2 separate regions of the Homo sapiens genome follow, and region 2 is linked to region 1. The links are chromatin contacts, found by Hi-C or POLR2A ChIA-PET in ENCODE. All regions are on one chromosome and are shown on one strand. Each heading gives the region's core, a stretch centred on a gene start or an enhancer-like site at or near the end of the contact. The rest is flanking DNA. Distances are from core to core; before and after follow the strand shown.

Region 1 (2,860 bases), core at 5-2,504:
GCTGTTCAGCATTTTACCCACAGAAGAACTTTCAAATTTGAATTTCTTTCAAAATTAGAGTCAATCCTGTCAAATTCTGCTGCTGTTTTATCAACAGTTCCATAGTTTATGATATTCTAAATCCTTTGTTGTCATTCAACAGTGTTCACAGCGTCTTCACCAGGAGTAGTTTCCATCTCAAGAAACCACTTTCTTTGCTTATCCATAAGAAGCGACTCCTTGCCCATTAAAGCTTTGTCTTGAGATTGCAGCAATTCAGTCACATCTGTGGGCTCCACTTCTAATTCTAGTTCTCTTGCTATTGCCACCACACCTGCAGTTGTGTCCTGAACTCAAGCCTTGAACCCTTGTGGGAAAAGACTTGTTGCCAGAGCAGTCAGAATACACAAAACATTGGAGTTAGCTGTTTTACACGGGGGTGGTTAGTGGCACCCCAAAACAACTAAAATAGTAATCATAGATCACTGGAACAGATATAATAGTATTTAAAAAGTTCAAAATATTGTGAGAATTACCAAAATGTGACACAGAGACACGAAGTGAGCACATGCTGTTAGAAAAACAGAACTGATGGACTTACTAACCCAGGGTTGCCACAAACCTTCAATTTATATATATATATATATAAATATATATAAATATATAAATATATATAAATATATAAAAATATATAAATATATAAAAATATATAAATATATATATATAGAACGCAATAAAATGAGGTGTGGGTGAAAAGAAAACTGAGGTTTGCAGACATCATACAGCTAGCTAGTAACAGCTGGGTTTCAAAACACCTCTGACTTTACAACCACTAATTTTATTTATTTTATTTTGAGGCAGGGTCTCGCTCTGTCGCCCAGGCTGGAGTGCGGTGGCACGATCACAGCTCACTGCAGCCTCGACCTCCTGGGCTCAAGCGATTCTCCCGCCTCAGCCTCAGACAGCAGGTGGGATACCAAGTTCCCACTTCATCTGCCGCAGGGCTGGGCCGCGCCAGGACCACGTGGCCAGTGCGCGCAGGGCGATGGGCGGCAGTGCGCAGGCGCGCACCTGCTGCGGTGGATGGGGCCCCGCGCCCGTCCCTCACTTGCTCCCTCCTTCCTTCCCGCCACCCCTCCACCGCCTTCCCCCTCCTCCCTCCTCTCGCCACCTCTAGGCCCCGCCCCGGTCCTGCCGCCCAGTCTCCTCGCTGCAGTCGCTCCGGAGCTGCACGGGTGTTTTGCGTGTTGCTGCGTCATCGCCAGTGGCCGGTTTGAATGAGACTCGTCGCACCGAAGCCGCCGCCACCACCGCGCCTCCGCCTCGGCCGCCGCCGCAGCTGCTCCTGGTCCCCGTCCCTTTGCCGCCCTCGTCAGGCCCAGCTCTCCTGCGCCGCCGCCTCCCGCCGCGCCCCGCCATGCCGCTCTACTCCGGTGAGCCCTGTCCTGGCCTCGCGCGCAGCACACCGGACCGGCGCTAGGCCTCCGCGTAGGCCTGGCCTGCACGGGCGGGCACCCGGCATGGACTGGGAGGGGCCGGGGTGGGGTGCGCGGGGCCGGCGGCGCGGAGATGACCCAGGCACCGTCCCCTCTCCCGGCTGGGTCGGAGCCCTGCGTGGCAGGGGAGCGCCGTCCCCCTGAGCCACCGATGGGTGGGGGGAGTGGAGATGGGGAAGCCTCTCAAAGTCGTGACTCTGCAGAATAGTTTCTGACGCTGCCCTGGTGTGCGGTGAAAGTGAGGGTGTGTCCTGGGGCGCTGGGCCAGGCTGGAGGTGCAGGGAGATTCCTTTGGGCTTCTCAGTGGTCGCCGTGGAAGGGAGCGGGGAAGAAGGGGAGGGATGGAGCGACCCTTCTTGGGGTTGCCAAGCGGCGTTCGCCGCCCTTCGTCGTCCTTCGCCCTTCTCTTGCCCCTTGCCTTTGTTCGACCGCCCCTTTGGTACCAGTTTTAGTTTTGTCCCGAGGCAGATTGTAAACCTTTTTGCTTCGTTTTCGTTTCATCAAACGTTGCATTGGATTTCTGTATCCGAAACGTGGTGTGAGCTTTCAGAAGTAGATGAATACACATATCCCCGGGGTGTCATTTCTTGATTGGCGTTTGACAGGGGCTTGTATTGTTTGCTTGCTGACAGTCCAGGGTACTGGCCAGGGATCACTTTTACTTAGGGAATGGACCTTGCTGCTCCCTAGCCTTATTCAAAATGGCACCTAAAATATGTGTGGTGTCTCCAATTGGCTGTAGGTGTGTGATTCGTTGACCATCCCTGTTTATTCTGTTACAGTTCCTTTATTGAAGATTCAGCATTTACAAAGCATGATACGAATCAAGAGTATTGTTTGATCTCAAGGTGGATTCTTGATGGTCTAGAATCTTGAATCGAATTCTTAATGATTGCCCAACCCCTTTCTAAAGCCATAACAACAGTAGAATGGCTCTTGAAATATTCTAATACTTAAACACACCAGTAGATTCACACACATAAAACAAAACCCCTCTGTTTCCTCAAAATGCCAGCGCTGACCAGAGTTTCTTTTTTAAAATTTGAGCTTTATCTTAAATATTTAATCAGATCTTTTCCTCATCCCCCAAATGAAGGAACTCAAGTAGATTTCTAAGGTCCCTTCCTTTGACCTCTCCATATTGAGAATCTGTATTTTGAGGGTCAGCAAAAAGCTCTATATTAAAATGAAGAGAACATTTTAAGTACTATTTCATAAGATTTAGTAGAAAATTAAGTATCTAGTCTGAGCGCGGTGGCTCACGCCTGTAATCCCAGCTCTTTGGGAGGCTCGAGGCGGGCGGATCACTTGAGGTCAGGAGTTCGAGACCGCCTGGCCAACATGTTGAAACCCTGTCTCTACTAAAAATACAAAAAATCAGTCGA
Region 2 (2,861 bases), core at 9-2,508, 670 kb after region 1:
CTGGCCGAAAATCTGTATATTTTTAATATACAAAGTTTAAGAACAACTAAGTTTTATTTATGCAAAAATGTTTATTTGATTTGAAATGAAACTTTGGAGAAGTTATAATAGCAGAAGTCAAATGTCTTCTTTTCCTTTGTGTTTCTTAATTATGTTGCCTTTTTAACCTTTCATTCTAAAATAGTTTCTATGAACAACTAAACAAGACATGATGGTTGACTCAATCAATAAAATATACAGTATGTTTGCATCATGACATATTTAGATTTCAGTGGCACAAATATAATATTACGTTATGCCAAATAATACTTTATATTTTTCAAATTATTTTATTATCACATTTGATCCGTATAACAATCTTAAAAGATGAATAGGTAGATGTCACTACCCCCATTTTACAGGCGAGGAAACTGAGGAATGAGAAATGCAAACCAGTATGCCAGTCACCAAGTGTCAGATTAATTACTGAGCTAGAGGCCAAACGAGGTGGCTCAAGCCTGTACTTGCAGCACTTTGGGAGGCCGAGGCAGGCGGACTGCTTGAGCTCAAGAGTTTGAGACCAGCTTGGGCAAGAAAAAGAATTAGCAGGGTGTGGTGGTACATGACTGTAGTCCCAGCTGCTTGGGAGGCTGAGGTGAGAGGCTCGCGTGAGCCCGAGAGGTTGAAGCTGCAGTGAGCTGTGATTCTACCACTGCACTCCAGCCTGGGTGACAGAGCAAGACCCTGTCTCAAGGTGATGAAATGATTAGAATTATCCCAAATCTACTATCCCGAATGGTATAGTTATTTTGTATCATTGTATAATTTTCTCCTGCTACTCATTCCTTCAGGTTCTAAGGGAGAGTAAGTTCTAGTTGGTTTCCAAAAGCCCCAACTTAAATGGCTTCCTGGCAATTTTGATCTTAAAGATTGTCTTTTTTTAAGCTGGCCAGAGCAGCTGGCATAAAGAGAGAAAAAAAAGATTATGTCTTTTCTTCTTCTCTCTCTCTCTCTCTCCTCTAGTACCTAGAACACATGCAGAAGGTGCTTAGTATACTCGTGAGCAATGAATACATAAATAAAATGAGTTTAGAAGAGACCTGGGAAAGTCTGGGTAGTGGAATGGGAATACTCTTCTTTGTTAGAAGATAATAGATACCTCAGCACTGGGACATCAGCAGTGATAATCCTGCGTCACAGTTGGTGAGAAGCAGCGGGAAATCAGGGGGAAAGGAGGTAGAGGCAGGCACAGTGGCAGCCCAAGGAAATGAAGGCAAACTGTGGTCATGAGACCAAAGACAAGGGGAGCTGGGGAAGGGAATGATGTCATCAGAACAACAATAGAGGAAGATGGTTTTGGCAGCAGCTTTTGAATAGACTTTGAAGAAAAAAATCAGAGAGAGGGGAAAAAGGAAACGGGAAACGGAAGTCTGTTGAGAACTCAGCATGACATTTGGAGTGGGTGGAGAGCTTCCTGTATAGCTTGATGTTTGGAACATCTGGTCACCTCTTACAATAACAAAACCTTAGAAATTTCAAGCTTTCTCAAGTGGCCAGCTTAGAATGAGTGTGAATTCCATGGCCAAACCGTCATTGCCAGAAGACAGGAATATCTAAAGAAAGAAAAATTCAGACAGAAACTGACTCTTAACACTGAGAACACCCCCACTAGTTTTTTGATGTAAGTAGTCCTATTTGTCAATGTATCTATGCTTTATTTTTGGAATACAGTATTGGCTTGGTATTAAATTTAAAGTGTTAAGTCTACTTTAATTCAATTATCTCAAAGGGCTAAGGTTAATCAACAGATTTACAAAGAAAGCAATTGTTTTCAAAGCTTATGATTTTCACTACCCATTTTTCTGGTGTATTAATTTTTGCTAGAGTCCATACCTTGTTTCATTTGCAATATTGGCTGAAATTTTCCACAACTCAATTGTGCCCTCTAGTGTTTATTAGCATTTAGTGACGGCCACTTTGGATGTTTGTTTGTTTGTTTGTTTGAGACACAGTCTCGCTCTGTTGCCCAGGCTGGAGTGCAGTAGCATGATCTCGGCTCACTGCAACCCCCATCTCTCAGGTTCAAGCGATTCTCCTGCCTCAGCCTCCCAAGTAGGTGGGATTACAGGTGCCCGCCACCATGCCCAGCTAATTTTTGTATTTTTAGTAGAGATGGGGTTTCACTGTGTTGGTCAGGCTGGTCTCGAACTCCTGACCTCGTGATCTGCCTGCCTCAGCCTCTCAAAGTGCTGGGATTACAGGCATAAGCCACTGCGCCCAGCCCAATCCCAGGTCTTCAGACAAGGTAAACTCATTGTCAACCAGAAAATGTTTAAATTCACCTATAGCCTGGAAGCCCCAGCTTTGAGCTGTCCCACCTTTCTGGACCAATCCCATGTATTTATTAAATGTATTTGATTGATGTCTCATGCCCCTCTAAAATGTATAAAACCAAGCTGCACCCCGACCACCTTGGGCACATGTTCTCAGGACCTCCTGAGGGCTGTCTCATGGGCCATGGTCACTCATATTTGGCTCAGAATAAAACTCTTCACATATTTTAGAAAGTTTGACTCTTTCTGTCGACAATAGGGAGGTGCTGTAGGATGTTAGGCACATTATTACCAGCTTCGCCATGTTTTTGAAAGTTTTTATTATAATTCTATTGCTAATAGTGTGGTTAACCTCCATATAATAATACAGTAGTCCCTCCTTGTCTGTGAAGAATACATTCTGAGATCCCCAGTGGATGCCTGAAATCGCTACAGTACCAAACTCTATAGATACTGCGGTTTTTTGTAGATATAGACACACACATATCCCTATGATAAAAGTTAATTTATAAATGAGGCACAGAAGAGATCAACAACAATAACTAGTGA

What was found. A loop is a pair of places that touch in the nucleus more often than their neighbours do. ChIA-PET counts read pairs that join two places held with the same protein, here RNA polymerase II (POLR2A). Pooled maps may share reads with other maps.
Region 2: a pooled map shows a loop between it and region 1 (5-fold over the local background). The contact joins the enhancer-like site here to the promoter of USP14 in region 1. A Hi-C loop is called at or near these places in 1 of 37 single-sample maps with no recorded cell type and 6 of 50 pooled maps. POLR2A ChIA-PET finds 5 or more read pairs at or near these places in 2 of 52 experiments (HepG2 and OCI-LY7).

The regions. Positions count from the first base shown.
Region 1 is chr18:157,303-160,162 of GRCh38, forward strand. It overlaps USP14 (ubiquitin specific peptidase 14), which reads left to right and starts at 1,255. Exons shown (of 16, transcript NM_005151.4): 1 at 1,255-1,412. The coding sequence starts at 1,397. It overlaps LOC105371951 (a long non-coding RNA gene), which reads left to right. Exons shown (of 4, transcript XR_935081.2): 4 at 841-867. RefSeq lists silencers at 927-1,196, 1,467-1,646.
Region 2 is chr18:829,198-832,058 of GRCh38, forward strand. No RefSeq gene overlaps it. Among named protein-coding and RNA genes, the nearest start is that of YES1, 18 kb to the left of the region's middle. RefSeq lists an enhancer at 1,127-1,693. Within about 2 kb of position 1,259, at least 7 of the 41 ENCODE cell types and tissues checked have a DNase peak (open chromatin) inside an H3K27ac peak, as active enhancers do.